2 separate regions of the Homo sapiens genome follow, and region 1 is linked to region 2. Evidence: chromatin loops called from intact Hi-C (ENCODE). Cell type or tissue: adrenal gland. All regions are shown on one strand. Each heading gives the region's core, and the rest is flanking DNA. Links, peaks and the distances in the headings are about the cores only.

Evidence for each region. Hi-C counts contacts between places; a loop is a spot of excess contacts. Peaks named below come from ENCODE experiments on the same cell type or tissue, not always from the same donor. Only the 100,000 strongest peaks of a DNase experiment are listed, where the experiment ranks them.
Region 1: it touches region 2 in a loop (2.2-fold over the local background); 17 of 110 quality-filtered maps call a loop at or near these places.

The regions. Positions count from the first base shown.
Region 1 is chr14:75,582,636-75,587,017 of GRCh38, reverse strand. The region is part of intron 1 of FLVCR2 (FLVCR choline and putative heme transporter 2); the gene reads right to left. Among named protein-coding and RNA genes, the nearest start is that of FLVCR2-AS1, 5.2 kb to the right of the region's middle. In adrenal gland, for the core only: no CTCF peak of the experiment used is centred there; no DNase peak of the experiment used is centred there; H3K4me3 peaks cover 199 bases; H3K27ac peaks cover 761 bases.
Region 2 is chr14:75,634,561-75,638,942 of GRCh38, reverse strand. FLVCR2 (FLVCR choline and putative heme transporter 2) reads right to left here. Exons shown (of 10, transcript NM_017791.3): 5 at 3,930-4,033. Among named protein-coding and RNA genes, the nearest start is that of ERG28, 24 kb to the left of the region's middle. In adrenal gland, for the core only: no CTCF peak of the experiment used is centred there; a DNase peak (open chromatin) is centred at 2,632; H3K27ac peaks cover 1,992 bases.

The sequences.
Region 1 (4,382 bases), core at 307-4,306, 52 kb after region 2:
TAAAAACCCCATGGAGAACTGAAAATAAATCCTCTAGCTGAAAACAAATCCTCTATGCTATGATCTGTTCAGTTGTTGTGTGTTTGTTTGTTTTTTAATACAATCTGAATCTTGGCTCCTGGCACAATTTTTTAAAACCTGGTATAGTATGTCTTCGAAGGCAAAGATTATCTTTGCAGCCCTAGCACACTGTCTTGCAAAAACTAGATAAATGCTTGTCGAAAGGAAGAATGTTGGATTTTAATGCAAGCAGAAGGTAATGCTCCCGTGGAGTATGTAAGAAGCATTTGAACAGAGAGGTCAGAATTACCGGAGTACAAGCGTTATGGTGATCTGTGTGGTCAGGGTCAAAGTAAGGTGATTACCTTCCTGGTAGTAAAGATGAACAGAAGGGAAATTTGCCTTTAGAGAAGTTTTGTAAAGTTTCTGTTTTAAATGAAAAATTTCTAAATTAAAGGTTACATTTTCTAAATGAAATTAATAGATAGGAGAAAATAGTCCAATGAGAAGAACTGGGATTTGTCAGGCCTCTGAGCCCAAGCTAAGCCATCATATCCCCTCTGACTTGCACGTATACATCCAGATCGCCTGAAGCAACTGAAGATCCACAAAAGTGAAAATAGCCTTAACTGATGACATTCCATCATTGTGATTTGTTTCTGCCCCACCCTAACTGATCAATGTACTTTGTAATCTCCCCCACCCTTAAGAAGGTTCTTTGTAATTCTCCCCACCCTTGAGAATGTACTTTGTGAGATCCACCCACTGTCTGCAAAACATTGCTCCTAACCCACCGCCTATCCCAAAACCTGTAAGAATTAATGATAATTCCCGCCCTTTGCTGACTCCTTTTTCGGATTCAGCCTGCCTGCACCCAGGTGAAATAAGCAGCCTTGTTGCTCACACAAAGCCTGTTTGGTGGTCTCTTCACGTGGATGCGTGAGACATTTAGTGCCGAAGACCCAGGTCAGAGGGACTTCTTTAGGAGACCAGTCCCCTGTCCTCACCCTCACTCTGTGAAGAGATCCACCTACGACCTCGGGTCCTCAGACCAACCAGCCCAAGGAACATCTCACCAATTTCAATCGGGTAAGCGGTCTTTTCACTCTCTTCTCCAGCCTCTCTTGCTACCCTTCAATCTTCCTCTCTTGCTACCCATCAATCTCCCTGTCCTTCCAATTCCAGTTCTTTTTCCTCTCTAGTAGAGATAAAGGAGGCACATTTTATCCGTGGACCCAAAACTCCGGCACCGGTCATGGACTCGGGAAGGCAGCCTTCCCTTGGTGTTTAATCATTGCGGGGACGCCTGCCTGATAATTCACCCACACTCCATTGGTGTCTGACCACCGCGGGGACGCCTGCCTTGGTCATTCACCCACATTCCCTTGGTGGCAAGTCAATTGCGGGGACACCTGCTTTGGCTGCTCACCCACATTACAGCCCAGGGCTGCTCCCCACCCCCTTCTCTGTGTCTCTACCCTTCTCTTTAAACTTGCCTCCTTCACTATGGGCAACCTTCCACCCTCCATTCCTCCTTCTTCTCCCTTAGCCTGTGTTCTCAAGAACTTAAAACCTCTTCAACTCACACCTGACCTAAAAGTTAGCCTTATTTTCTTCTGCAATCCCGCTTGGCCCCAATACAAACTTGACAGTAGTTTCAAGTGACCAGAGAATGGCACTTTCGATCTGTCCATCCTACAAGATCTAGATAATTTTTGTCGAAAAATGGGCAAATGGTCTGAGGTGCCTGACATCCAGGCATTCTTTTACACATTAGTCCCTCCCTAGTCTCTGCTCCCATGCGACTCATCCCACATCTTTCTTCTTTCTCTCCTGTCTGTTCCTTCAGTCTCACCCCAAGCTCTGAGTCTTTTGAATTCTCCTTTTCTACAGACTCATCTGATCTCTCCCCTTCTCCCCAGGCTGCTCCTCGCCAGGCTGAGCCAGGCCCCAATTTCTCCTCAGCCTCTGCTCCCCCACCCTATAATCTTTCTATCACCTCCCCTCCTCACACACTGTCTGGTTTACAGTTTTCGTTCAGCGACTAGCCCTCCCCCACCTGCCCAACAATTTCCTCTTAAAGAGGTGGCTGGAGCTAAAGGCATAGTCAGGGTACATGTGCCTATCAGACCTTTCCCAAATCAGCCAGCATTTAGGCTCTTTCTTGTCAGACCCTACTAAATATATACAGGAATTCAAATATCTAACTCTGTCCTATAATTTAACCTGGAGTGACTTAAATGTCATCCTGACTTCTACCCTCTCCCCAGATGAACGGGAAAGAGTTTTTTCTCTAGCCCAATCTCACGCTGATAACTGCCGGCTTCACGAGCCAGACCTCCAGGAAGCATTAGAGCAGTTCCCCAAGAGGACCCCCAGTGGAACTTTCAGGCAGATTCCCCAGGTATAGATAGGTGAGATTACATGGTTTCCTGCCTAGTTGAAGGGCTTAAAAAGGCAGCTTACGAAGCTGTTAATTATGACAAACTTAGAGAAACTACCCGAGGTAAAGACGAAAACCCAGCCCAGTTCATGGCCCGCTTGGCAGCAACCCTTAGACGCTTTACCGCCCTAGACCCAGAGGGGCCGGAAGGCGCCTTATTCTCAATATGCATTTTATCACCCAGTCAGCTCCTGATGTTAGAAAAAAGCTTCAAAAATTGGAATCCGGCCCTCAAACCCCACAACAGGAATTAATCAACCTCGCCTTCAAGGTGTACAATAATAGGAGGTAGCCAGACAGTAACACATTTCTGAGTTACAGCTACTTGCCTCTGCTGTAAGACAGCCCACAACCACGTCTCCAGCATACAAAACCTTCAGAACATCCAAGCCACAGCTCCCAGGGGCACCTTCAAAACATCCTTGTGGACCTTGCTTCGAATGCCAGAAGCCTGGCCACTGGGCCTCAGAATGCCCGCAGCCCGGGATTCCTCCTAAGCCGTGCCATCTGTGCGGGCCCCCAGTGGAGGTCGGACTGTCCGACTCACATCGCGGCCACTCCTAAAGCCCCTGGAGCCCAAACCCAATGTTCCTTGGCCAACTCCTTCCCAGATCTCCTCGGCTTAGCAGCTGAAGACTGACGCTGCCCAATCGCCTCGGAAGCCCCCTGGACCGTCACAGACACTGAGCTTCAGGTAACTCTTACAGTGGAGGGCAAGTCCATCCCCTTCTTAATCAATATGGAGGCTACCAATTCCACATTACCTTCTTTTCAAGGGCCTGTTTCCCTTGCCTCCATAACTGTTGTGGGTATTGACGGCCAGGCTTCTAAACCTCTTAAAACTCCCCAGCTCTGGTGCCAACTTGGACAACATTCCTTTATGCACTCCTTTTTAGTTATCCCCACCTGCCCAGTTCCCTTATTAGGTCCGAGGCATTTTAACTAAATTATATGCTTCCCTGACTATTCCTAGGCTACAGCCACACCTCATTCCTGCCCTTTTCCCCAGTTCAAAGCCTCCTTCGCGTCTTCCTCTCGTATCCCCCCACCTTAACCCACAAGTATGGGATACCTCTACTTTCTCCCTGGCAACCGATCACGAGCCCATTACTATCCCATTAAAATCTAATCACTCTTACCCCACTCAACACCAATATCCCATCCCACAGCATGCTTTAAAAGGATTAAAGCCTGTTATCACTCGCTTGTTACAGCATGGCCTTTTAAAGCCTATAAACTCTCCCTACAATTCCGCCATTTCACCTGTCCAAAAACCGGACAAGCCTTCCAGGTTGGTTCAGGATCTGCGCCTTATCAACCAAATTGTCTTGTCTATCCAGTCCGTGGTGCCAAAGCCATATACTCTCCTATCCTCAATGCCTCCCTCCACAACCCCTCCATAACCGATTATTCTGTTCTGGATCTCAAACATGCTTTCTTTACTATTCCTTTGCACCCTTCATCCCAGCCTCTCTTCGCTTTCACTTGGACTGACCCTGATGCCCATCAGCCTCAGCAACTTATCTGGGCTGTACTGCCACAAGGCTTCAAGGACAGCGCCCATTACTTCAGTCAAGCCCAAACTTCGTCTTCATCTGTTACCTATCTTGGCATAATTCTTAATGAAAACAATGTGCTCTCCCTGCTGATCGTGTCCAGCTAATCTCCCAAACCCCAACACCTTCTACAAAACAACTTCTTTCCTTCCTAGGCATGGTTAGGTACTTCCGCCTTTGGATACCTAGTTTTACCATCCTGACTAAACCATTTTATAAACTCACAAAAGCAAACCTAGCTGACCCCATAGATCCTAAATCCTTTCGCCACTCCTCTTTCCGTTCCTTAAAAACAGCCCTAGAAGCTGCCCCCACACAAGATCTCCCTAACTCATCCCAACCCTTTTCATAACACACAGCCAAAGTACAGGGCTGTGCCATCA
Region 2 (4,382 bases), core at 171-4,170:
CAAGGCCTGGCCTTGTTCTTGGACATTTTCTTTCATAGAACTTTCTCTCCATGAGGGTGATGGACACTGACAGATGATGATCACACAAAAAAATTATTTAATTACATCATGATCAATGCTACAAAGGGTAAGTAAGACTAGTAAAGTATGAAGCCATCTTACGATATCTTTGTTCCCTTTCTGTAGAACCCACTCAACAATATCAATCTGCCCCTTGACTTGTCATGTCCTAGCCACAGACAAGAAGGGCAAAGCCCTTTCTCCTTCTCCCATCCCTCACCAGAAAAAAGAAAAAACAGGACAAACATCAGCCATGATGAGGTGGCGGTGACATTCAGGACTACCCCAGAAGCTGTCCAATTCTGCTTGTCTGCTTTATCCCAAGACCCATGACAATGCTGGGCAATGTGCTCTGTCACCTACAAGTTCTTCCTGTCCCTACTTGAACAGACCAACAGACCCAGCAAAGCTTTTTCTTTTCTTTTTTTTCTTTTGTCCTTTTTTTGAGATGGAGTTTCGCTCTTGTCGCACAGGCTGGGGTGCAGTGGCGTGATCTCAGCTCACTGCAACCTCTGCCTCCCGGGTTCAAGCGATTCTTCTGCCTCAGCCTCCCAAGTAGCTGAGATTACAGGCATGCGCCACCATACGTGGCTAATTTTTTGTATTTCTAGTAGAGATGGGGTTTCGCCATGTTGGCCAGGCTGGTCTCAAACTCCTGACCTCAGGTGATCTGCCCGCCTTGGCCTCCCAAAGTGTTCTAATTAGAGGTGTGAGCCACTGCGCCTGGCCCAGCAAAGCTTTTTCTGTTGAGTCTGAACTACTCCACTCCAGAGAGCAGGAACTAAGAGAGAATATTCTCTCAGCCTGAACTGAGTGCTTGACTTCCAAAGCCAATGTGAGAAACCTTCTCTATCTTCGCCCACTCCCTGTTACATTTCCCTGTGTCGATCCCCTCAGGAGTACCATCAGCAAGTCTTGGTTTCTATTTCAGTCTCACCCCCTCCTGTGCCCCTCCAGCAGTTCTCTTCCCATGTTGCCCACCTAGGACTCTGATGCAGCCCCGACTCCTGCAATTCGACCTGCATTCTTCTCCCTGCACTACCTAAGGCAGGGCATAGGCACTGCACATCCCTCTGCCCCCCTACCATGAACATCAGGACTCAGATGATGAAAGCTTTAAAGCTTTTCTTTTCTTTCTTTTTTTTTTTTTTTTTGAGATGGAGTCTTGCTCTGTCACCCAGGCTGGAGTGCAGTGGCACGATCTCTGCTCACTGCAAGCTCCGCCTCCCAGGTTCACCATTCTCCTGCCTCAGCCTCCCAAGCAGCTGGGACTACAGGGGCCCGCCACCACGCCTGGCTAATGTTTTTTGTAGTTTGTTTAGTAGAGACAGGGTTTCACTGTGTTAGCCAGGGTGGTCTCGATCTCCTGACCTCATGATCTGCCCGCCTCCGCCTCCCAAAGTGCTGGGATTACAGGCGTGAGCCACCGCACCTGGCCAAAATCTTTAAAGCTTTTCTTTACACATCACCCCTGAAGCCAGAATCATGGTGGAGGCACCAAATGGCACGCTACGGTTGTGTCAAACGAAACCCTCCATCTCTTGAGTGCCAGATTCTGTGAAGCACTTCACATGCATTTATTATTTCAATTCAACCTTTACAAAAATCCTGTAAGAAATATCTGATGATTTCTCATTTTACCAATGAAGAAACTGAAGCTCAGGCCACTCAAGTTACTTGTCCAAAGTCACCAGCTGAATAAATGCAGAGCTGAGATGTGAACTCAAAGCTGGATTTGAAACCTGTGTCCCTTCTGCTACTGCATGCGGGAATAACGATGCACTATGTGGTTGCATCTTTGGAAAAGCTCAAGGTCAGAGTCTCCAAAGGATGCTGCTCCCACCTGGTGCTTCAAAGCAGCTGCTAAGGGTAGAGGAGCTTCCTCCTCCCTTCACGCTCCTCCCTCACACTCTTCCTACCAACTCTGCTGAAAGCAACGTCATGGACGCCAGTCTTGCCCGATGATCCCACAAGCTCACCAGGATGAAGCTTTAACCATAGCTTCATCCTAAACCACTGACCAGTTTAGAAAAACTATTTGTAGTCCCAGTCTGAGATAAACAGACCTCACCACCCAATTTCCAACCTCCAAACAAAACTAGACAAATCTGGGAGCCTTAGAGTGACGAGGACTGGCTCCGAAATGATGGGATCACAGAGCTCTCATCCCACTGGGAGTTGCCTTTTCTCTGCCTGGGTAGTGGCACAGGGAGAAAAATATCTTGTGCTGACCACTGGATTTAGACATCACGTGATGCTAGGAACTGGTGACATCTAGGTTCTGAAGAGGGCTGAGAAAGTGTTCTTCCCAGTCCTCTCATTATCTTTTCTAATTCATCTGAATCATCCGGCTGCCCATGTCCCAGCCCAGCCAGCATTCCCATCCCTCCCTCCTCCTGCCGCAGAGCAAGCCCCGGAAAAAGGGTCACTGCTATTCAGTGGTTTGGGGATGGCCAGTCCTCACTGCTCTTGTGTCTGGCTGAAGCAAGCAACTAACAGATGGCAGCGATGAGATGGCAGCCAAGCCCCGCCAGCAGTAATTAAGCCGAGCCAGGCTCCTCGTCGCCACCTCCCTAGGGATGGTCTCAATTGGCCTTTGATTAGGGCAGCCAGAATGAGACCTGGTCTGACCAGGGCCTCACAGAAGCGGGTTTGTGTGGCAGAGAACAGGTCTGCCACTGTCTGTTGCCTGCAGACACTGGGAACTTTGGAGGCCTTGACAGAGCAGCCGGGGACACTGCTCTGCCCCGGTACAGTACAGCCCAACAGCTGCCCCGCCAGCCAGTGCTAACTGAGTACCCAGTGAACGGGGAGCACTGGAAAATCACAAGGGAAGGATGTTGGGCTGCTGTTCGCCAGAGGATTTTCTCCAAGGCCAGCTGCTGAATGGAGGCACCCAGGCTGCTTTCTACAAATGCAGATTCTTCTGCTGATTTGGCATCCATGGGGCGGGTAGTGGCCTGGCATTCACTAAAACCTTTTAATTTTTTTTTAACCCATGTGCACACCGATAAAACATTTTCTTTTCTTTTTTTTCTTGAGCCAGGCTGGAGTGCAGTGGCGTGAACCCAGTTCACAGCAACCTCCACCTCCTGGGTCAAGCGATCCTTCTACCTCAGCCTCCCAAATAGCTGGGACTTCAGGTGTGTGCCACTATGCCTAGCTAATTTTTGTATTTTTTGTAGAGATGGGGTTTCACCATGTTGCCCAGGCTGGTTTTGAGCTCCTAGACTCAAGCAATCCTCCTGCCTCGGCCTCCCAAAGTGCTGGGATTACAGATGTGAGTCACTGCGCCCAGCCTGATAAAACCTTTTAAAATAGCTCCAGGCTCTTAGAAATGCACTGGGCATTCAGGTCCAAAGTAAGTTATAATATTTACCAACAAGGTATAAATAATTGCACAATAATATACACTGCAAACTGGAGAAAGCTCAGAGTACCTTGGTCAACCCCATGGGGTCCACAAGGTGCCATGAGAACAGGAGAGTGAAATCACCTCCTCCTCATCTCCACTCTTTGGGGTTTCCACAAATTTTCCACCGCTGAGATTTTTTTTCCCCATTCATTTTCATTTCTCCCTCCTCTGCTGCTTTCACAAAGCTACTTAGAGAGTGGGGATGGGGAAGAGGACTATGCTAGGCCTTCAAGTCCAGTAGCTCCCATCTTCCTAAGATCCTGTGGGGATCTTAAGACGGGTATAGCTTCCCTCATTTGATAAATGAGGAAAGTGAGGCTCAGAGAAGTCAAACTTGAATGACCTGCTTGGCCACTAGGATCTCCAAACAATGACTTGGAGTCACACTGCTTATGAATATGTCATTTCAAAAAACAGGTCCCCAATTCTCAGTCCAAGAGGATGAGTCACTTACTTGTAGGTTTTGGACCTATCCAGCCAGATTCCTGAGATCACAGCCCCAAGCATTCCTGCAATGACGATCGTCAGGCCAATTCTTCCAGCATTCACTTCTTCCCCCTGGGGAAACCATAACCCCAAAGATCACCCGGCGATGGGACAAGACCCAGGACAGAGCACAGTCACCATGGGGTGAAGGAACAAAGGCAGGTAACTCAAGCTCCATCAGAGTCAATATTCAGAACATATCGGGACAAGATGGCCTAGGAGAAAATTCTAGAATAACTACTCCTCCCAACAATATAACCCTGACTGTGTGTGCATGATATTGGATGCTGGAGTGACAAGGATGAACCAAATCTGTTCTTAGAACTACTTTTAGGCAAATTTTTTAAAAAATGTAAACCTCACAGCAACTCTTCTATCTTATCTGTCATTAATTCCATTTCACAGATGGGGAATTTAAAAT